Regions from separate parts of the Mus musculus genome. Here region 1 is linked to region 2. The links are chromatin loops, found by intact Hi-C in ENCODE. Cell type or tissue: gastrocnemius. All regions are shown on one strand. Links, peaks and the distances in the headings refer to the core of each region. The heading gives the core; the rest is flanking DNA.

What was found. Peaks named below come from ENCODE experiments on the same cell type or tissue, not always from the same donor. Only the 100,000 strongest peaks of a DNase experiment are listed, where the experiment ranks them.
Region 1: it touches region 2 in a loop (2.6-fold over the local background); 6 of 42 quality-filtered maps call a loop at or near these places.

The regions. Positions count from the first base shown.
Region 1 is chr17:73,937,857-73,949,409 of GRCm38, forward strand. It overlaps Xdh (xanthine dehydrogenase), which reads right to left. Exons shown (of 36, transcript NM_011723.3): 2 at 5,991-6,048; 3 at 3,186-3,282; 4 at 1,900-2,005. Among named protein-coding and RNA genes, the nearest start is that of Xdh, 6.6 kb to the right of the region's middle. In gastrocnemius, for the core only: no CTCF peak of the experiment used is centred there; no DNase peak of the experiment used is centred there; H3K4me3 peaks cover 5,016 bases; H3K27ac peaks cover 3,982 bases.
Region 2 is chr17:74,013,487-74,024,512 of GRCm38, forward strand. It overlaps Srd5a2 (steroid 5 alpha-reductase 2), which reads right to left. Exons shown (of 5, transcript NM_053188.3): 3 at 10,968-11,026; 4 at 7,898-8,048; 5 at 1,405-4,286. The coding sequence ends at 4,220. Among named protein-coding and RNA genes, the nearest start is that of Gm24475, 18 kb to the left of the region's middle. In gastrocnemius, for the core only: no CTCF peak of the experiment used is centred there; a DNase peak (open chromatin) is centred at 7,253.

The sequences.
Region 1 (11,553 bases), core at 1,118-9,117, 78 kb before region 2:
AGATTGTAAGAATGGAGAAGGGCAGGGCTGAGGCCAGAACCTGGATACTGTGGCAGTCTGTGGGGAGCCAACGAGTCAACACATGATGCCAATGAGAGTAAGAGATGAAAACATGGGAAAGCCAGAAAACAAGAAAATCAAATGCACTAGGAATACAATCAACCCTGCTGCTTATATGGAGATAAAATAAGAACACCGAGAGTAAGAGTTCATGTTGTTGGGAGGGCGGATACAAATCCTGTGTTCAAACTACCCCTGCATTTGGCTACCGAGGAAACAACAGGCTCAAATTAAGCTCACACTTCTCGCAGGTTGGGCAGGTTTAGAGGTGTACCCTTTTCCTGCCTAAGAAACAGAGATGAAGCAACAGCACTCTCGCCCTGCTCTGACACCACAGACTGGATCATATGCTCCTCCTGTGGAACAGAACCTGTTTGATCATCCGGAGGCCCTAGTGCCTGGAGACAAAGGAAGTGTCACCCCCTGAAAGACGTGTCTCTTCAAATGGTCAAGAGAGGATTCAGACCTGGGTTTAACTCTGGAACCGTCTCTGATTGCAATTTTTCAAAGAACTCGCGCCTCAGTTATCCCAGGGTGGGGCTGTTCTCTGCCTCCACCTGTTTCAGTTTGGGCTAAGAGCATCCAACTTCTCCCTCCAAACCCCCAGATTTGCAATATGGTCCCCCTCATGGTTCCTGACTTCAATCCAATGCCAAGGTCTAGTTCCACAAGGGAGAAAACCCCCAGTGAGGTATTTATGGGTATGTTTGTTTGGCCCTTGAAGTTGCTGAGGTTGTGAATAACCTTGAACTTTTGATTCTCCTGCATCCTTCCAAGGGCTACAATTTCAAGCAGGCAGTGTACCCCGTTTCTATGGTGCTTGGGATCTAATTCAGAGCTGCATGCGTGCTAGGAAAGCAATCTCGTCAACTGAGTCATACAGCCCCTAGCTATTAACTTATCTTCATTCTCCAGAGAGTAAAGGTCTGACAGTCCATATGCGTGGCATTTAATATTGATTGATAACTTTATAGGATATGTAATTTAGGAAACAAGCCTCTGGGTGTGTCCCTCGAGGAATTATCTAGATTAAGTTTGCCTCTGGTCAAAGCCATGAGTGTTTATCTAGATTAGTCAAGGTGGGAGAAATGGCTGAATCCAGGACTGAATAAAAGAAAAACAGCTAGCCAGATATGAGCATTCCACTGCTCTCTGCTTCCTAACTGTGGATGCAATGTGCCCAGAAGCCTCAAGCTCTGATCACTATGACATCCCTACCATGGTAACGAGTACCCTCAAACTGTGAGTTAAAATAAGTTCTTCCTTATGACTGTAAATATTAAAGTAGCCCGTTTTCCTTTGTTCCCGTTTTGAGGCTGGTACAATGGTAGCTGGCCCTGACTACTTATCTCCAGTTGCTTCTGACAGGAATGTTGCAGAAGCAATGTGTAAAGAAAGTAATTCAACATTGATATTGTTCGAAGAGTGGAGGATGTGTGGTACAACTGGAATTATAGGAGTCATGGAAATCTGGAATTGGAGGACTGTCATTTGTCAAAGCATACTCAAGAACAAGATGTCCTTCCCTGCTTTCCCAGGTCTGAGGTAAGGATGCCCCTGGATATTAGATTTAGCTGAGTTGTTGCTGTTGCTGCTGTTCCGGGGAGGGGGGCGGGGGGAGGGGACATCATGCAGTATTAGATCATCCTGTCCCTATGGATGGGGGAGCTTTGGGTATGAGTACCTGCTCTCTCTACCTTGTTCATCTAGAAAACATTCACAGGGGGCCCTGGAACAACTTCTTTTCCTTGGGCTGTGAAGTTTCTCCTAACAAAGGTGCAGCCTTGGTGCAAGTTCCCCTGTAAAACGTGCTGGCCTCACGTTTACCACTCCACTCACCTGGACAGGATGCAGCTTCTTGGTGTTTCCTATGCCTTCCACAGTTGTCACAGCAACATGATGCAAGGAGCAGATGGGGGTCAAGCAGGCATTGACGGAAAAATGACTAGAACCACAGATTAAGGCCATTTCATTGCCATTGAGGTCATCAGAGCAGTGCAGGGACTGCCTCATAGGACTTGGGCGCTTTCTGAATGTCTCTCTGCTCTGTGCTAGGTTTGTGTCTGCTATTGTTATCTTTGCCTCTCCATATAAAACTCTGAGCCAGGAAAAAAGGGGGTTCTATTCCAACTGCGACTGAGCCTCATTAGAGTCTCCGTGGGCAAGCTACAATCACACCAGCCTCAAACTGGAGCAAAGGAAAATAGAGTACTCTAAGCAATCTCTTATCCCAACTCTAAAGGGCATTGAAAGGAACTTTCCAGCAGGCTATAACCTCGAAGCATGCTCCTCCTCTCTCTGCAGGACCCTTCCCTGGTCCTCAGCATTAGAGCATAATTTTTGCTTTCATCCCTTCTATCCCTCCATTTCCCTGGGGTAAAAGTAGAGATGAAACTCTAGCCCCTTCCCTGTATCTCTCCCTTAGTTATCACTCTTTCATGAAAATAAACAACATAAGTTTCTTTAAAATATGCCAGCTCTGTGCTAGGGGCTGAGGAAGTGAGGCTAAATAACATGAAATCCCTACCCTGGAAAAGCTTGTAGTCAATGCAAGAGATAGAAGTGGGTGTAGAGATGTGATGTAAAAATCTGACAGTTAATGATTCAGGAGTGCTGTGCAGAGGGCATTAAGATGTTTGCATAGACAAGGAGGACTTAACTCAACCTTGGGGATCAAGCAGCACTTCTTAGAGGAGATGCTGTTGGGGCCCAGTATTTCCAGGTAGAAAATTCCTGGGTGAGAGGACATACAGGACAGGAAACAGTGTGTAAGATGATCAAGAAATAAGTAGGGCTGGGCCATGAGTTCATAATGTTAAGTTTGAGGAGTATTGAATCATTGATGGCAAAGGAAACTGGGGAGGAACTCATGGACATACTATGGAGTATTGGGGATGGATTTTATGGGATGCCATGTTAGCCTTAACTATAGAATGGTCGTTTTATCTGTAGTCCACAGCTTGGTCCCCATTCATCAGCCAGGAAAGATACCCTATAAAACATCATTCTCTGATCTTTGTTCATGATTGGAGTCTTCTTGGAAACACACATGCTCACACACTCACTCACAAGATGATCCCACATCCTACCCTCCCATGGAGCACCAGGCAGCAGGCAAAGGATACACGATCTTGTTCTGAAGGCGGTCATACTTGGAGATCATCACGGTGCATGCCCCACAGCCACCTTCTCCACAGCCAAGCTTGGTCCCGCACAGCCCCACTGAGCAGCCTCTTGTTAAGGACACAGATCCAGAGAAAGGACTCTACAAACAGCTGGACAGAGCCTCACAGGCACAGCTTAAACACAAATGAAGCCCTTGACCCAGGAGGCAGCAGACCTATGGCCTCCTCAATCCATGAGGCTGAACTGCACCATACAGATGTAAGAACAGATCAGCTCCACTGCAGATGAGTCAGTACCCACAGAACACCATCCAGGATACAAGCTCCAGGCTCAGGGTCTCCCAATGTCTGAGCAAGAGGACCTCGCATCTCAAAGACAGCATTTGGGGTGTTGAGGTGAGCAGTGACACTCCTCAGCCATTCTGAGGCTTGGATTTTTTTACCCTGAAAACTACAGCCTGATAATGTTCCTGAAACCAAAATTAAAGCTGAACCAGGCTTTTGAATATCTCACATAATATATATATATACATGAAAAACAAAAGATCGGTAACCAAGAATGGACCCAGCTCTTATGTATACTGTGGAAAGATAATCTATTACCTTGTTAACTGGTAGGCTAGTCCAAACCCACAGCACTCATGTGGCCACCTTTCTTGAGCCATAAAGCCCTCTTTGTTGGGTTTCTATCAGTCCCTAAGCCCCCATTTCTCTTCTGAAGATGGGAGACACACAGAGAATTACAAGCAGGTAGCCTCGTCCTCTATTTTCAAGAAAAAATTAACAAGAAGAACTATATTGCATCTTACATTTAAAGCTCTTGATTTCCACAGCAATTTGCTTAGGCAAGAGCTACTATTGCTCTGCAAATTTGAATGCAAAGCACAAACAAGCTGAGGTCTAAACTGTAACACGAGCTGCAGAAATGTCATTGTGTGTGTCATAGTCCTCTGACTAAGAGTCTCCTGACTCCAGAGCTGTGTGCAACCCATCTCCTCCTCTGCCAAAGAGGCTTCCCAAGACCTCAGGAATTTTTGTTCTCTTCTTTGTTCTCATTAACCGAGGAATAGATAGTTGTTTGCAGCTGATACACCTAGAAAGTGTATGGACAGAGATAATATGGTACGATCTAGTCTTTATCTTCTAGCCTTGACCTCTTTCTAGAAACCCTAGGCTAGGAATATTTCTCCTGCTCTCACAAATTAACTACCAGCCCAGACTGCAATAAGGAGGAGGACTTTATACTTTCTGTGGCAGCTTTCAGTTTTAAATTTCATCTGAGTTTTGATTTACTAAGCCTGTCCAGTGAGATAAGGAGTTCCTGCGGCTCTGAGGCGTCAGAAATAAAACTGAAACTAATAGAGAACTAAAATGAACTTTGTTCTCAGAACACTGGAATTCATATCAACAACTTCCTAGTGGGGTTGGGCTGGTAACAGAGTCCTCTTTCCAACTCACAAAAGACTCACCAGGGCTATCTTCTGAGCCTTCAGATATACCCATACCAAGCTCGCTTCTGTGAGTACTGAGCAAGTGGGTCACTCACACCTCTGGGACAGGGACAAGGACAGCATAGACAGATGTTGAGAGGAGCACCAGGCCCTGGAGACTTGCCAGCCTGGATGAGAAGTGCATTGCTGCAGCTTCCATCCAGGGTCTACCAGAACTTGCTCATAATATACTTAGTGAAAAGCAGGTCATTTAATCAGTGCTGGCCTCACTTCCTCTCCAAGGGAGATGATGTTATACCTCCACAGAACTTCTGTAAAGATTACATGACATCAGCTATGCAAACTACTTTGAACTTTGCCTATACATGACAAGTGTCCATTAAATGTCAGCACCTATATTTTCTGTTGTTTTTTATCCAGGGTCCCAGAATAGTTTAATAACATGAAAGAACAAAAGGTGTGAGATCTTTTAGAAGCCTTCCCCACAATGGATGAAGAGCAGCAGCCCAGAACTCTACAGCAGTGGTTCTCAGCCTTCCTAATGCTGTGACCTCATGTTGTGGTGGCCTCCATTATTTATTTATTTATTTATTTATTTATTTATTTATTTATTTATTTGCTACTTTATAACTATAATTTTGAAACTGTTATGAATAATAATGTAATTATCTGATATTCAGCATATCTCATAAACAACAATCTATGAAAGGGCCATTTGTCATCCCTCCAAAGGGGTTGTGATACCCAGGTTGAGAACCACCTCTCTAAAGTGTCTCCTGCCCTTGATATCTCTAAAGCCTGCCACTAAGCATTCGATGCCTTACACAGTACCCACTGCAATCATCCTTTCTCAGTGTACAACACTTGTTTGGGAATGCTCAGTAACCATATGGAGTTTACCTACTATATGAAAGGCCCTAGGTTCAATGCTCAACAGTGCAAGAAAAAGTAATAGCAACCCTTCTTCTGGTCTCTCTGGACCTATATTGAGCCAGAGAGGTTCCTGGGTAATCCTGTATGTGTTAAACAAATGTCAACTAAAGAAGAGCTCACTACTCCTAAAGTAAATGACCATGAAGTTCATGGGGGCTGCCGAGGAGGACTTTCATGGGCACAGAAAATCCTTCAATTACTAGACTCTTTGCTGAAGAAGTCTGAAAGAAAACCATGAACAGCCTCTCATTTGAGGACTGAGAGTTTACAATCTAGGGAGCCTAGGATCACCCAAGGATTCTCAGTTATATTGAGTGCCACAGCTGTGTAGACTTCTTCGAGGCCACTTGGAAATTACTTAAGCTTCAGAGAATAGCCCTATGGTCCCCTCACCCTCATTTCCATTGAAGAGTCAGGATACACTTTCTTCTAAGGTAGACCAGAAGTGTTGTTTCAGGGTCTGCATTTTTCTCCACCACCTACCAAGAAAATACATCAAAGAATCACCTTTCCATTCTTTTGCAGTTGGTTTCCTCCCTTTCATCTCTCAACCCAAAATCTGTAGAGTTAATGGGCACAGAATAGATAGACCATGACAATCAAGGCATTTCTCTTTCTCAATCCCATAAAAAAATGAACACATGAGCTGTAAAACACAATCGTGCCCTCGGGTCCTAGAATTCCACCTGGACACACCACAGAAGCTTGGGGTCTATGCTGCTAAGAGCATCTTCTAAGTCAAACATATCGCCTCATTTCTCCTGCCTCTTCCCAGCCACCCACTCCAGAGTTGGAGCTGTCAGCATGCAGACTCTAACTTTGCATCCATGTGTATGCCTGCTCAGATTCTGTGTGTGATGAGAGACAGTTGCATACGTAGTCCATGCTCATAGCAAAGTGTGGTATGCAACAAGCTACACAGTAGCAACATGAGCACGCTAGCATGGAAGAGCAATCTCAACACAAAAACCCATCCATGTGTTCAGTAAGGTAGAAAAGGCCAATGTGAGATGCTCTCTCCAGATGTAAACCTTCAAAGAAGATCCAGGAGGGGCCATTTCACTACTCCCCATATTTAAAGGCAGAGAATTTGTAATAAGAGATCTTTTAAGAGAACTGTGCTATGTATTGGTCCTAGAGTTTCTTCTAGTGAAAGGAAAAGAAACATCTGCCTCACACCTCAAACTAAAAGAAGGGATACCCTTTGTACCATACATAAATCCGCCACTCCTCCTTCACAGTCGTGCCAGGGGCCAGACCAACCCAAGACTTTCTCAGAGGCCCCGATGAAAGAACAACAGGAACTTTAATTCTATGCCCTTGTCCAAGTGGGCTTGGCAAGGCCAGTCTAGGGATGGAGCCTGTATATCCTCAGAAGAGTCAAGGTGGCAGCTTCTGGGGTCCAGGCTCTTCCCCCTGGGGACCAGGCTCTTCCCCCTGAGCTGTGGTTATCAGTCCTAAGGCAGCTGTGTCTGCAGGACCCTAGGTTCTCTTTGCCAAGATTGTCTGACTTAGTTCTGCTGACTCTGACCGTTTTTCCCCTCTGCAAATAGAACATATGACGCTGTACTTCTTAAGAATTCTGCTTGGCACGAGTCACCAGCCTGTAAGAGACATCTTTGTCCCACCTAGAACCCTGGTTCTCCTTCTTGATATGTCACCTTTCAAGACACGCATTCCTGCAGGTTCTGGACAGTATAGGACATATAGTGGTCTGCCGTACCATAACTAAAGGTAGACCCAGCATAGTGTTGCTAACTAGAAATCATGTGTTTAAACTCTTACTTAAGTTTAAATGGACAAAGTGGAAATATTGGTTCACATTCCCAGATTTTAATCGGTTCAAGAATTTTGTTAGCAGTGGACATACTACAGACCATACATGATGTGGATAGGGTTGGCTTTCGTGTATTTAAGTCAGTCTCAGTAAGGTTACCTAAAGGGAGTGACAGAGCAGATAATAGAAGTATTCTTTGTACAATGGACCCTTCATGTTGGGGGCTGAGATAAAGCAGAGGGCATAAGAAATGCACATCACACATGTCATGGGATACATGAGCAAACACTTCCTGCCATAGCTCCTGAAGAATCCTTGAAACCATCAAAAGAATTAGCCCTAAACAGTTGAAATGGCACCTTATAATAGAGCCAGTTAAGTGAGATCCTTCTTGCTATCTCATGAATCATTCTAGGTTCAGACTGTTTGGGGAAACTTTGCTAGAAAACAAAATGGTGCATGTGCATGTGTGTGTTGTGTAGTGTGTTGTATATATGTATGTAGTTCATGTATGTGAGTGTATGGGTACATACATACATACATACATACACACACATGCATACACACAGGGATAGATAGATAGATAGATAGATAGATAGATAGATAGATAGATAGCTCTCTCAGTCTTACTAGCCTTAGGCAAGGTCTCTCACTGAACCAGAAGCTCACTGTATAGGTTAGGCTGACTGGTCCATGAGCTCTTGGGACCTGCCTGTCTCCAACCACCAATGTTGGCATGTGCAGCCCTTCCTGGCTTTTTGTATGGAAGCTGGGGATTCAGATTCAGTTTCTTATGCCTGCAGAGCTAGTGTTCTTAGCTACTACATCACCTTCCTTGCCCCAATATTAGTATTTTTGTATTGACTCCAAATAATACATTCCTGAAACTTGTAGAACTTCCCCTTCAATAATATTTAAAGAAAACGTGCAAGATAGAAAGTATAATCCTTAGACAAATATTACATTTTTCTCTCATTTGGGATCTATCTTTATATAGACATGTATGTATATGACATGATGGTACAAGTGAAACTATGTAGGAAGAAAGAGAACAAACGGGAGGGGGAGGGGAGGAAGTGGAGTATATGAGTAATATGATCAACATACAACATATACAATCATACAACATACTCGTATAATTTTTAATTTAAGTTTAAAATTAATGTTTTCTTTAATTAGTTTCCTTTTATGATAACACCCCAGGATTCCAGCTTGCTCAATATCCTGGTTATTAAGGCAAAGCTTCTTTTCTAGGAGAAGTCACACAGGCAAATAAAAATGACCCAAAATGACATTTATCACCCTCCTGGTTGGCATCAGTGACCTTAGTGTGCCATTTCTCGCCTTGTTTCTCCTTCTCCTTTATAGTACATCACACTAGACACACACACACACACACACACACACACACACACACACACACACACACACTGCCTGCTGGGACCACCTACAAATTCAAGGTAAGTTCCTCAGTGTCTCTGAAGACCCCTTTAAACATGTCTTCACTTTTAGCCATCCTGCCTCCTACTTCCCCAGCAAGTCTGTCTGATTGAAGTTAAAATCCATCTCATATCTCCTAGTCCCGTACCTTGAGCATATCTCTCTCTCTCTCTCTCTCTCTCTCTCTCTCTCTCTCTCTCTCTCTCTCTCTCTCTCTCTCTCTCTCAGACATATTGACTTCTTGGGAGACTTCATATGCTGCCCTACCCAAGGCTTTCTACCTCGCTACCTTCTCTTGAATATCTACACAGAACAGCCATGCTACGTTGGAGCTGTGTCTCACGAGCTTCCCACGGTGTGCCCCACGGAATAGTCTCCACAGAAAGCCCAGAGGGAAAACACTTGGCAGGCATCCCAGTGTGAATCTGAAATATTCCCTCCAAGGCCATATTTGCAGCACTTGCTACCTAGCTGACAGGGTGGTTGTAAAACCTTTAGGAGCTGAGGTGAAAGTAGGTCATGGGGTTGTGGGGAGGCTTTGGGGGCTATACCCAAACTCTGGCACTTCCTTCTCTCCATCTCCTCTTCTGTCATATTGTGGATAATGACCCCTTCCCTCTATTTACCGTAATCGTCTGCTCAAGTTACGAGGCCTATTTGTGGACTAACTCCAGTGAAACCATGAGCCGAAACAAATCCTTCCTTCCTTCCTTCCTCCCTTTAATTGATTCTGCCAGGTATTGTGGTGCCTGGGATATAAAAGGAACACACTGCAGGGCAAGTAACATGGGCCAGCCTTGATGGGCCAGCAACATGGCTCAGTGGATAAAGGTGTCTGCCATCAAGCTTGATAACCTAAGCTGAGTTCAATTAATATCTTCTCTCACTCTCTCTCCCTCCCCCTCTCTCTCATACACACACAGAGAGAGACAGAGACAGAGAGAGACAGAGAGAGAGAGACAGAGACAGAGAGAGAGAGACAGAGAGAGAATAAATACATAGAACTCAAAGAAAATGAGTGAGTAGATTGCTCTGAAAATTTGAACTTTAAAAATAAAATGATTGTTGGGTATTGTGTTGTATTGTGGTGGTGCATGCTGTTAGTCACAGCACTCAAGGTTCAGAGGCAGGCCAGTCTCTGTGAGTTCGAGGCCAGCCTGGTCTACATAGTAAGACCCTGTCTCAAATAAATAAATAATAAAAAGGAAGGAAGAAAGGAAAGAAGGATGAAGGATAGAAAAAAGGAAGACAGTCCTAAAGGATGATAACATACTATATACATTAAATCTATAACATTAAAATTATAATTATCCAGTGAAAGAATAAAGCTGCATGCCTCCAGCTATGTCCTCTTCCTGTAGGGATTTCTCTTGCATCCCTCTCAGTAAAACTAGAATCCTGGCCCCTTAAGAGGACATCACCCACAATGCTGGTGAAATATTGAGCAACGCTCTCCCTTTAGTACTGACTCCAGAAGAGGACAGGTCACTAAGGTCCAGGTCACTCCCAGAAGATTCCACAGGCACTTGGTGTCTCATACCTGAGCCCTCTCTAAGCCCACTGGTGCAGACAGAACCATGCAGTGTAGAAAACAAGGAAAGGAAGAGGTGCCCTGAGGAGAACCAGCTGCCATCTTTCTACCGCTCGTTTGGTAATTTCTTTGCACAATCTCTCTGGCCCAATGCCTAGAACATCTTGAAGAAGGAAATGAATCTGAACTTACTCAATCTGCCTGTGCTCACTCAGATTGCCTGCTAGCTCTGGCTTCTTACTACTCACCAATTGCCCTTACTTTCTTCATCCTTCTGGAGAGCTCACACCTTTTTAAATGACAGGCTGGCTATTCCTCAGGATAACCTGACGGGACCAGAAGCTCCCAGGAATAGAAGGGATTGGTGTGATGCTACACTCTAAAAAAATCTAAAAATCACTTCTCTCCAGTGCTAGTAAAATGCAAGGAGAAGCAATTTCAGCCAAGCCAGTTCACCTCAAAAACACTCCTTTCTAGAACCAGAGGCTGACACTAAGCTATCCCCCCAGAAGAACTGTGGGTCACACATAAATCAACACCCGACCTTAGAGCAAGATATGACCTTCAGAACACTTTGAACCTGCCACTAGCTCACTGGGAAAAATTCATTTATGAGCATCCCAAAGATGATGATGTCTGTGTGTGCACAGTATTTCCAGGGAGCCAAGTTAACAGCTGTTTCCTCACCTCTGTGATGCAACCATTGGGCACAAAAGACATTTAAAAGATTGAGTTCAAAAGCCTTACTACCATCAGCTTAGGCATTTCACCCTAGCCCTTGTCTTGGTCCAAGCTTGCCCAACACACACACACACACACACACACAAAAGCAATATATCAGAGAGATTCAGGGATCCAGGGATGGGGCCACTCCCACTGAATCCACAGGCTTTACCGTACTGGTGTTGAAATGACTCCTAAAGTTTGCGTGCTAGTTAGCCAAGCAGATGCTGGCAGTCTAAGCCCTTAGGAATTCTTGAAATCACATGTCCATTCTTGCAAATTTCTTCAGAAATTACTCAGTCTCTTTAATCAACACAAAAGTGTCAAAATAAAAAAACAAGTAAAATTGTTTGGGGAGGGGGGGAAGCCTTTGGCCCACTCATGGTTTATGAAGTCCATGTGGCCAGTTACAGTGGGGGAAATGAGGGTTCTTCTCCTGTGACCTCAAGTGGGGAGCTGCAGTGCTGGGAGTACCTTGAAGGGAGGCCAACAACGCCAGAAACAATACACTTA
Region 2 (11,026 bases), core at 3,027-11,026:
TTGTAGAAGGATCTGATGGTGTTTTGGATTTCTTCAGGATCTGTTGTTATGTCTCCTTTTTCATTTCTGATTTTGTTAATTAGGATTTTGTCTCTGTGCCCTCTAGTGAGTCTAGCTAAGGGTTTATCTATCTTGTTGATTTTCTCAAGGAACCAACTCCTCCTTTGGTTAATTCTTTGAATAGTTCTTCTTGTTTCCACTTGGTTGATTTCACCCCTGAGTTTGATTATTTCCTGCTATCTACTCCTCTTGGGTGAATTTTCTTCCTTTTTTTCTAGAGCTTTTAGATGTGTTGTCAAGCTGCTCGTGTGTGCTCTCTCCAGTTTCTTCTTGGAGGTACTCAGAGCTATGAGTTTCCCTCTTAGAAATGCCTTCATTGTGTCCCATAGGTTTGGGTATGTTGTGGCTTCATTTTCATTAAACTCTAAAAAGTCTCTAATTTCTTTCTTTATTCCATCCTTGACCAAGGTATCATTGAGAAGAGTGTTATTCAGTTTCCACGTGAGAGTTGGCTTTCCTTTATTTATGTTGTTATTGAAGATCAGCCTTAGTCCATGGTGGTCTGATAGGATGCATGGGACAATTTCAATATTTTGGTATAAACACTACCTTGTGCTGCATGTGGGACCCAGGGTCTCACACACAGTAGGCAAGCAGTCTAATGAGCTTCATCTCCAGCTCTAAAAGAAAGGATATGAGGAAAGTCATTTTCAATCACAGAGAGCCCTAAAAATCTTTCCTTTCAGGAGAATTCACCACGTGTGTGACAGCTTAACTAGTCTACATCTTGAGAGTTCCCCAAAGGCTTGAGAGTTCCCCAAAGAACTAAACCTTAGGTTTAGTTCTCAGCTTGGCACCAGTGGGAGGTGGGAGAACTTTGTAGGTGGGGCCTAGTGGGATGTCTTTGGGTCACTGAAGAGAGGAGGCATGCCCTCAAAGAGGGACTCTGGCTGTCTCTCCTCCCTTCCTCCTCCCTCTCTTGGCTAGGAGGTAAACATATGTGTTTAACATGTTCCACTCTATACCCCCACCACAATGTGCTGCCTGCTACAGACCCAAAGCAATTGGACCAAACGTTCCTGGACAAAATTAAACCTTTTCTCTCTATAAAATGATTTTTCCCAGTTATTTGTTTTAGTAAAGGCTCCTTGACACTGTATTCTTCCTTCTGGGTATCACTGAAATCGTGTGGGACACAACCGACCTTGGTGTGTCGTCCCGCACCTTCCTTATACCTCCTGGGATTCTGAACTGTAATTTCGAAGCTGCCAGTCATCCATTATTCCCTGTTCACAGACCCTAATTGCAGACTGGCAAAATGAAGATAACAAGAAAGAAAACAGCAAGACCAGAAACTAAGATGGAGGGAGGAAAGGGGGGGTTAAAAAGACACCACTCAATAGATACATTGTAAATGCCACAGAAGATCTGGGTCGTTTTTTATTCAAGCAATGGTGGTGGTCATGACTCGAGAGGCATTTGGCAAACAAGGAGGAGCACTTGCTTGTAACACAATAGTCTGGGTCTTCATTATGTATCCTACTTTAGACCTCTTATGACCCCTGTGTCAACTAACAGTCGGTTTATGGACCAAATAATAAAACTGGAGATCGGTTTCTCAAGCATGTTTGCAAATGGTGTTGAACCCACCCACCCACCTGGGGCAGAGGAGATAAGTATTCAACCACTCTGATTCCGAGTGCTCAGTCCCTCCCTCACAGAACCCGCATTGCAGCCTCTTTGCGGAAGCCATCCCTTCCCCGGAGGCTGTACACCTAAGTGTTCATGTACTACCCAGTCCTCAGGCTCGCTCACACAGGAACCAGGCTTAGAATGCTGAGGTCAGCATATACCAGCAGTTCTCAGCCTGGGGCTCTCGACCCTTTTGGTGGTCAGATATCATATTTCCTGCAGATAAGGTATTTACATTACAATTTTTAACAATAGCCAAATTACAGCCATGAAGTAACAACAAAATGCTTTTATGGTTTGGGGGGGGGGGGGTCACCAGAATATGAGGAACTGGATTAAAGGGTCACAGCATTAGGAAGGTGGAGAACCAGTGACATACATTCATCATCTCACTAAACCTTCTGATTTGGGTATAATACTTTGATTATATTCACCCTCCCATTATCTTCTGTCTCTTATGCCTCTCCTTCCAACTTTTAAAAGCCTGGGTTCTCAACCTGTGGGTCATGACCCCTTTGGGTGGCATATGACATTTTCCCAAGGGGCTACCTAAGGCCATTGGAAAACACAGATATTTACTTTATGATTCATAATAGTAGCAACATTACAGTTCTGAAGTAGCAGCAAAGGTAATTTTATGGTTGGAATCACCACAACCTGAGGAGCTCCCTGTTAGAAAGATGGAGAGTAACCATTTTAAAAGAACACCAGGGCTTCGGTTTATGTAGAAACCTCCTAATTTTTACAATTTGAAACTTGAAGTGTAAGATAAAGTAAAATAAAACTAAATGTGAAACCTGTCTGAACTGGATGAAAGGGGTTTTCTACCCAGACGAGCATCTATCTGGACAGATCATGCAGATCTTGCATCTGCCATTGGGACTGAGAGCTGATGTTCAACCTACCACTGGGACACATCTTCTAAAATATGTCTCAAGGATCATAAGGAAGAAATTCCAGAAGAAACTTGCTCAGAGCTTCTGTTACCCTTCACATCATCGCAAACAGCTCTTCAACTTGAACGGTCTAGTGCCTTACACATGAACTTCTCATACTTAGAAGTGTTTCTGATAGGTGTTCACACTGTCTGTTGCAACACAATTCTTTATTCTCTCAGGGGCCACTCATGGCTGTATCTTTTTCTTTGTGTTCCATAAAACCTGACAATCAAGAAAATCCATAGCAGTGTTGTGAATGAAGTTATGGTAGCTCCTAGAATACCCGGTGATCACTATGAAACCTCCTAGAATACCCGATGATCACTGGCTGAGACGCTGTACATTTGGACTTAGGTCCAAAAGGGGAACTCCATTATTAAAGCTTATATATATATATATATATATATATATATATATATATATATATATGTATGTATATATATATGTATATATATATATTCCTAATTAACTAATGCAGAGGAAGCTGGGACCAGTCTTTCATTTAAGCATGCTCTGGGGTCTATGGTGCTTAAACTTGTAAATCTTTGCCACTCTGCGGGCATACAAAAGGTATGCTTTTAATTACTTCTTTAAGCACTGCCCTCAGCCCAGACATTCATTTTTGGTTGGTTGGTTGGTTGGTTGGTTGGCTGGTTGATTAGTTGGTTGATTGATTGGTTGGTTGGTTGGCTTGTTGATTGATTAGTTAGTTGATGAGTTGGTTGGCTGGCTGGTTGATTAGTTGGTTGGTTGGCTTGTTGATTGATTAGTTAGTTAGTTGATAAGTTGGTTGGCTGGCAGGCTGGTTGGTTGTTTAAAACAAACATACAAAGTAATTGGTTTTATTATGGCATTTTCATGCATACTTTATTTTTGCCAATCCTCCTCCCCTGCTCACCTACATTTCTCCTGCTGCTTCCCTTCCTCCCTCTCTGCTTTCATGCGACACAGTTTATTTCCCTCTTCTTCCTTCTCCTCAAGACCTCTTTTCCCCTTCTAATGATCTCCTTTCTAAATCAATGAACTATATGACCCTCAACATACACATATGAACAGATGCAGGTATATATATGTATATATTAAAATCTAGAACCTGCATATGAAAAAAATCATGCAGTATTTGTCTTTCTGAGTCAGGGTTAGGTTGCTTAATATAATAATTTCCAGTTCTTCCCACTTTCCTGCAAATGTTATCATTTCATTTTTCATTTTGTCAGCCCAAAGGTTTTGACTGCAGAACTTCCCCCAAAGTGACAAAGAATAAGAAAAAAGTCCTATCTTCAGATCTGACATTGGAAAAAAAAATAGAGAACAGGGAAGCTTCTAGATGGGATAGCTAAGAATAAAATGGCCCCTATGAGTCTCCGAAAGGAAATTAGGTTAGAGCTCTCTGGGCAGACAGGAGTATAGGCTGAACAGGCATGACTGTGCATGCCTCAAGCAACTGGAATCACAGGAGACCTATTAACACATACATCATCAAATATATATATGCGAGCAAGACACTGTTCAGTTATAGTTTACAGTTTATAGTTTCAGCAGCTGGGCAGTTTCTCCATAGAAGCTTTGTTCCTTAAAGTTAGGGTTCTTTAAAAGATGAATGGAATGAGGGCTTTCCTAGATTTGGGGTAATCCTTAAACATCTTGAGGTAGAACCTGAGAAGAAAGGAAGGGATCATTATAAGGGCAACAGAGTAGTGACCAACAGTTGAGTTACATAACCAACATGAGTCAGCCCAGTTACTTAGCAGCTGATCATTCCTGAGGACCATGAGCCCATCATCCACCCACTTCCCCCATTCTGTTCCTTGTCAATGTTGGTAATTTGTGTGCAGATAAATACAAAACTATATCCAGAGGTGACGGTTATACAATTTTACAAACATACTTGCTAACACTCAAGTTTACATTTAAAAACTGTTAAAGTGGTAGATTTTATGATATGTACATTTCACCAGATTTTCTAATACACAAGAAGAAAGTACTCCTTTGAGCTCACTTTGCTGAAAACTACAGGAAGCCAAAGCCTCCCAAAAACTTTGGCCAACTGGTGTAATAGTAGCAAGTCAGTAATGAAGATATCCAATACTCTCCGGGTGGACCTGAGGCCTGCTCGATAGGAGGAGACCCACATCTGGAACTCTAAAAACCGGTGCAAAAACCCATAGCTGGGAAGGTCACAGCCTGAGTGGGGAAGTTACTGCAACTGTTTTTGCTAAATAGAGAAGCTGTGCCCATCAAAGCTCTGTCTAATGACTCTGTTTATACACACAGATCAGGGCTACTGTCAGCTTTGCCCAGAGAAGCTCCTTTTGGCAATGGGCAGCAATAAGGGCAAAGACTCATAATGAGTCACAGGACTGAGAATCAGGAACTGCTAAGCGCCCAGCCATGAGTGGATCACCCTCTCCAAGGCTCTGGAGCACCACAGGAACTGGGACAGGAGGGATGTGAGAGACGGAATGGAGTGAAGTAGACAGCCGGCTATAGAACATGACATCACCATCCGCACTCCTGAGTCTACCTGCACATAAAACCTGCACAAGATTAAACCTGTCACATAAAACCTGTCACTGTCCTGCTGAGACCCTCCCCCTAGGACCTACAGGCAGGTGATCATAGCTAGAAGGAAGGAGTTCACAGGGCCAACACCTCCCTGAGGATCTGTAGGCAGCTAATAGTTGCTGGGGAGGGAGAGATGTTTTCTTCCTTCGGTGGTGTGGCCACCAGTAAGGACACCATGCTCTTGTAAATAATTCCTTACCAAGGACCCTGTAACCAACTCTAATGAGGCTCCCTTCGTCATGAAAGGTAAGTCAGTAGGGCTAACAGGAGGGCTCAGCAGTCAAAAGCACTTGTTGCACTTCTAGAGAACCCGGAATTTGGTTCCCAGCACACATGTCCAGAGGTTTGTAAATCCTTGCCGAATTACTCAGCTCCAGTATCTGATGCCGTCTTCTGAGTGTCCACACACACATATGCATACAAACACACACACACACACCACGTAAATTAAAGTATACCTTTGAAAATAAGATAAAAACATGTAAGAGCAAGAGGAAAACAAAATAGAAATAAAAGATGCATATAGTAAAAACACATTATAAATTATGAAAATGCCACGAGGCTCATTATTGTGTCTAACTAGACACCTGCTTACAACAAATAAAATTTACAAAAAGCATGGACAACGTTAACTTCAGAGAATCGGCAGCATCTCTTGAAAATATCCCTTCCAGGAGTTTGGGGATGCAACTACTACTATGGATCTCATTTTGCCCTCTAAAAGGTAGGTTGCAGTCCTAGCTCCCAATGCCTGAAGATACAGTCTTATTTTGGACCAACAGTCATGGCATATGTAATGAATTGGAATAGCTCATACTGATGCAGGATGGACCCTTAATCCCACAGATCTGCAAAGAGACATGAAGGAGATATAGGATGAGAAGGTCACAGGAACACTGGTAGAGATTGGAATGAGTCTACCCCAGCCATGGAGAACTAAGAACAGTGAGTCTCCACCAGAACTGAACAGAAAGAAGCAAGGAAGCAAGCCATTCCAGAGAGCACAGCCCTGCCTATCCCTTAAGGCCAAACCTCTGGTCTCCAGAATTCTGAGAAGATAGATATTTTTCCCCTTGCTCTAAGCCATGCAGCTGAGGTCCTTTCCTGTGACAGCCTGAGGAAATTAATGCTGACCAAGTTGTCCTCTTAACTGGTTGAAACTAATGGCCCTCGAGGCATAATAAAGACAAAATGCACTCTGCTAAAGTGCTTTGGGTTTGAACTGGAAGACAAAAGTGATCACGCGTGCCAGAAGAGCCCGGTCTGCCCTGCTTTGGTTTGAAAAGACCCTGTGTGCTCCATCTCCCCCGCCAACGCCTGCCATTGCTTCAGGAGCACCGTCACAAAGCCCTCTTAGTCCTAGTAAAAGAGACACCCCTGGCTCTCCCTCCGGGAGGAATATAACCAGACAGCCTCAATTTGATTTTGACATTGCACCAGCTGGAAACTCCTGGTGGAAATATTGACGGAGAACTCTGTCTATGCTCTTCAGAGACGCTCCATGTACCAGGCAATGCCCCGACTTCTGTCATTCGTTTACTGCCTCTGATGGACAGCAGGTTCTCCTGAAGTGGGCTGTTGCCATGTCTCTCAAAGGCTGTGAACCTTGAAACCCTGTCCCTTTCGAGACAGGAAGTTGTAGGATTAGGTCACAGGAGAAACTGCTGCTTTGCCTATTTCCAAACTGGCCTCAGTTTCTATTCAAAAGGAGCTTGTGCCTCATTTAATCCTAAAAGCTATTAGAAAAATCATTAGCCAGACAAAAACACTGAGGCGAGGCAGAAACACCAAGGAGAAAGATTAAGATGCGCTCAGCTCAGTCCTTTAATCCATGTGTTCCTTCTTGGTCTCTAGGCATTCATCTTTCTATAAAAGTTACTTGAAAGTAAGCAGGTGACGTCCTATCACCTCCTACCTTGAGAGGGACAGGGTTTCAATGATCCCTAGCCCCTCTCTACCCCTGGATTAACGATTTGTTAGACCAACCCTCCAAGGGGGTGGGGTGAGGGTAGGGGTGTGGCATAATGGGACCTTAACTGCCTGCAGTTCCAACATGTACCAGCAGATGGAGCACTCGGAGCTCATCTGCTTTCCTTGCTTGGTGATGGCTGGCAATGGTCTCATCCCTGGAGAACAGACACATCAAGAAATACAGTGGAAGAGAATTGAACTGAAACGTGACATTTCTTTCACCTCTTAACCCACTATCTGAAGTTTCCAGCCAGGTGGTAATAAATCTTATTTGGAGACGAATACTTCTATGTAGATGCAACGACCTTGTGACACTATTAACTGTCAACCTGACCCTTAGGGGGTAGTCTGGTCACACCTGTGAGGGACTGTTTCTATTAAGGATAGCCTCAGAGAAATTCCTGTGAAGGGTTGTCCTGATTAAGTCCATTGATGTAGGAAGACCCGTCTTAATTTTGGCAAGGCTTATTTCCCTCGTGAGGGACCCTGGACTGTCTAAATGAAGAGGGGCAAACAGAGCATATATGGTATGTATGCATTGATTTGTTTTGCTTTCTACTTTTGACTATAAAGGCAATGTGACCGGCTGCTTCAAGTTCCAGCCACCTTGACGTGCATAGCCCGGAAGATGGAGCCAAACGGGCCCTTTCTTTCTTACGTTGTTTCGTTGTAAAACACTATCAGATCAACAGGAAACAAAACTAAGACAGACCTCTCTGTTAAAGGTTTACCTGTGGTGGTAAAAAGCTTGCATCCCCAGGAAACAAAGTGTGAAAAATGCAAAAGCAAAGGCTGGAACAGACCAAGTGGCCAAAGCGTAGCCCATCCATTCAATAATCTCGCCCAGGAAATTGGCTCCAGACACATACGTAAACAAGCCACCTGTGTGCAGAAGAATCAAAAAAAGACAGCACTCAGAACAGCGTTACCGTGACACTGCATCCCTGTGTCTCATTCCAAAATGCACAAAGACAGGCAAAGGAACGTAAAGCCAGCATTCAGAGGAAGCTTTGCAGAGACGCAGGGAAACTAGCCCCTTGTCTGGAGAATGTTCTGGAATCCTGAGGAGTGGCCCTATCTCCCTGAGGGGCTTCCTGCCCGTTTCTTTACAAGGGACCACCAGCTTCAAGCAAGACAAGCAAGAGGTGCCGAAGACCTGCTTTTTGTCTCGTTTCATGAAAGGACTTCTTCAGGCAGCTTCTTCCTAAGACTTTCCTGGCAAGGTCAAATGCCAACCACTAATGGTGCATTCCAGCCCCACAAAGTGAGACTTAACATGTGTGAGTGATGTGATTCTTGTCTGACCCTCTGATTGTCCACTACCCGGCCCCCTACACTATACACTGTTCAAGTTGAAAGCAGTGAATATTTGGCTTGGGAAAACTCAGCTGCTGCTAAGTTACCCCACAAGATATTTCCTCTCTCAGAACTATCTAAAAACCAAGCTATGTCCAATGACATCCAATATACCCACACTCAAACTTTATGAGCCATATTAAACTAGGAAAGCTGTGACCAAAACAGCTTTTCTCCTTCTATAATTACATTACATTGTGCTTTTAAGTCATTCTATCTCGGTCTCATAACTCGGTTAAAACCCTTGGCAGTCTGGTTTTGTAAGAACTGTCTCTGCTTATCTTTACGTAATTATTAAGCCGAAGTTTTAAAGTGTTGCTGTGGTTGGAATGTGAGTGCTGCCCTCAGATTCTTGTGGACACTTTGTCCCCAGCTGGTGAAATGTTTCAGAGGGGTATAGAACCTTTCAGCCATGGGCCCTTGCTGGCAGGTGGAAGGCTATCAGGTATGGACTATAGAAAGAGAAAGACAGCCTGGTTCCTGCCCAAGTTCTCCACTCTCCTAGCTGCTATGGAGATTGAAGCAAGTCACTCCATGTTCCTGCCACCAATGACAAGAACTCCCCTAGTACGACAAGGCTCCCTCGCCTAAGCTTCCTCACTTGGACGCTGTGAGCTGACGTCACTCTGTCCAGTAACTTTGTCCCAGCTGTGCGCAAGCTGGCACAAGGAGCGAGCTTCTTTCTATTGCTTTTTTTTTAAAGATAACACTGTTCCCCTACCGTTCTGCCCATGACACCTTTGACTGTGTGAAGGACCCTTGTCTATTGCAAAGGGTCTGATTAGCCATGAACATCACGAACGGTCTAACTTAGTTCTTCAGATGCCAAGGAGTCGATAATAATTACCCACTAATCACAAAAGCTTTGTCAGTATTAATCAGTAGTTGTCAGTCTACACCAACATCAAATAATCCAGATCACCTTTACTGCAAGCAAGGTCTCTGTTTACATCCAGAAGGAAGGATGGGAACCACTGTCCACTTGGTGTGTCAGTCACCTGGTCTGATTCTTTGCCAAATGTTATTGGTCAGACTCACACTCCTACCTTCTTGGGACTAGGTACAGTTGCAAGTTTTCTGGATCCCCAAAGCGGCACAGTCGTGTGCTGCATGTAGCATGTCCGTCAACAGCAGACTGTACACACCATGGCGAGCCACTTAGACTGTAACAGACCTTGAACATTCGCCACTGAGGAACACCACAGCCATCACAGCGTCAGCACCACATGGTGTCCATGGTGTGAAAGCCCAGGCCCAGTCATTACCATGCCTAAGGACACAAGAGTTCAATCCCCGGTACCCACATTAAAGCCAGGCACAGCGGTGCATGCCTATATTCACAGTGCTGAGGAAGCAGGAACAGGGGGATCCTGGGGGCTCTGTGGCCACCTGGCTGGATCAGCAAGTGCTAGGTTCAGGGGGAGACTACATCAACAAAAGAAGGTAAAAGTGAAACTGAAGGCGACACCTGACTTCAAACTTCGTGTGGATACGTGCAAGCACCTACATACATGCAAGACAAAATTCATAATTTAAAAAATAATTTTAAGGGAGAAAGTACAGCATATGATTGCATATAGTGTTTAATCTCTGATTATTACAGAGTTATATTAAGTGTCTGTGTTATGGTATATTATGCCAGTCATTGTTACAACATAATTCTTCTACTTAGAAAAAAAGTGAACCGTAAGACAACCCCATGCTGCTCTGGGAAACTCCCAGTAGGCAGGAAGGTAAAATACACAATGTTGATGACTGGAATCATATATAGGCCTCGGCTGAGATCAGTTTGCCTTTTAGATTTTAGCAAGACTGTTTTTTGTAATTCAAAAATTTCAGAATAGGCTGCACTCTATAACCTAGGTGTGCTAGAGGCTGCCTGTGCAGGTTTGTGTAAGAAGGCTGTGATGCTCACATAACAATGAAACCCTCAGCTTTGCTGTTAACACAGGGAGGTAAACGGACAGGCTTAAGTCCTAGGCTGTAACCTATTCCCCATTGCTTATATGCAAGCCTGGTGCCCTCTGTCACCTTGAGGGCGCTATGATCTTCTTTCCTTGGGTGGGAGGGAAGTCTCTTGTAGTTCTTGGTCTCTGTCTCTGTCTCTGTGAGTGTGTGTATGTGTGTGTGTGTGTGTGTGTCTGTAACAAGGCTAACCCTGAACTAACCTTGAACCCCTGATCTTCCTACCTCCCCTCCTAAGTGTTGGGGTCATAGACATGTGCACCATGCCTGGAGTTAACTGTTCCTGGAGATGGAACACAGGGCTTTAAGCATGCTAGGCAAGCACTCCACCGACTCAGCGACAGCCTCAGCCCTCTTGGAGCTTTCTTGGGTTCCATAGAAGGACAGACAGCAGCCAAAGTGTATCCAGTGCATGGCTGTGCTGCCACAGACCCACCCCCTTTGTTAATCACTGGGACGGGCTCCACTGGGAGGCCTTACCTTGTGGGATCCTGTAGATGACCTCTCCGGGCTTCCTGAGCTGGCGCAGCATGCAGTCA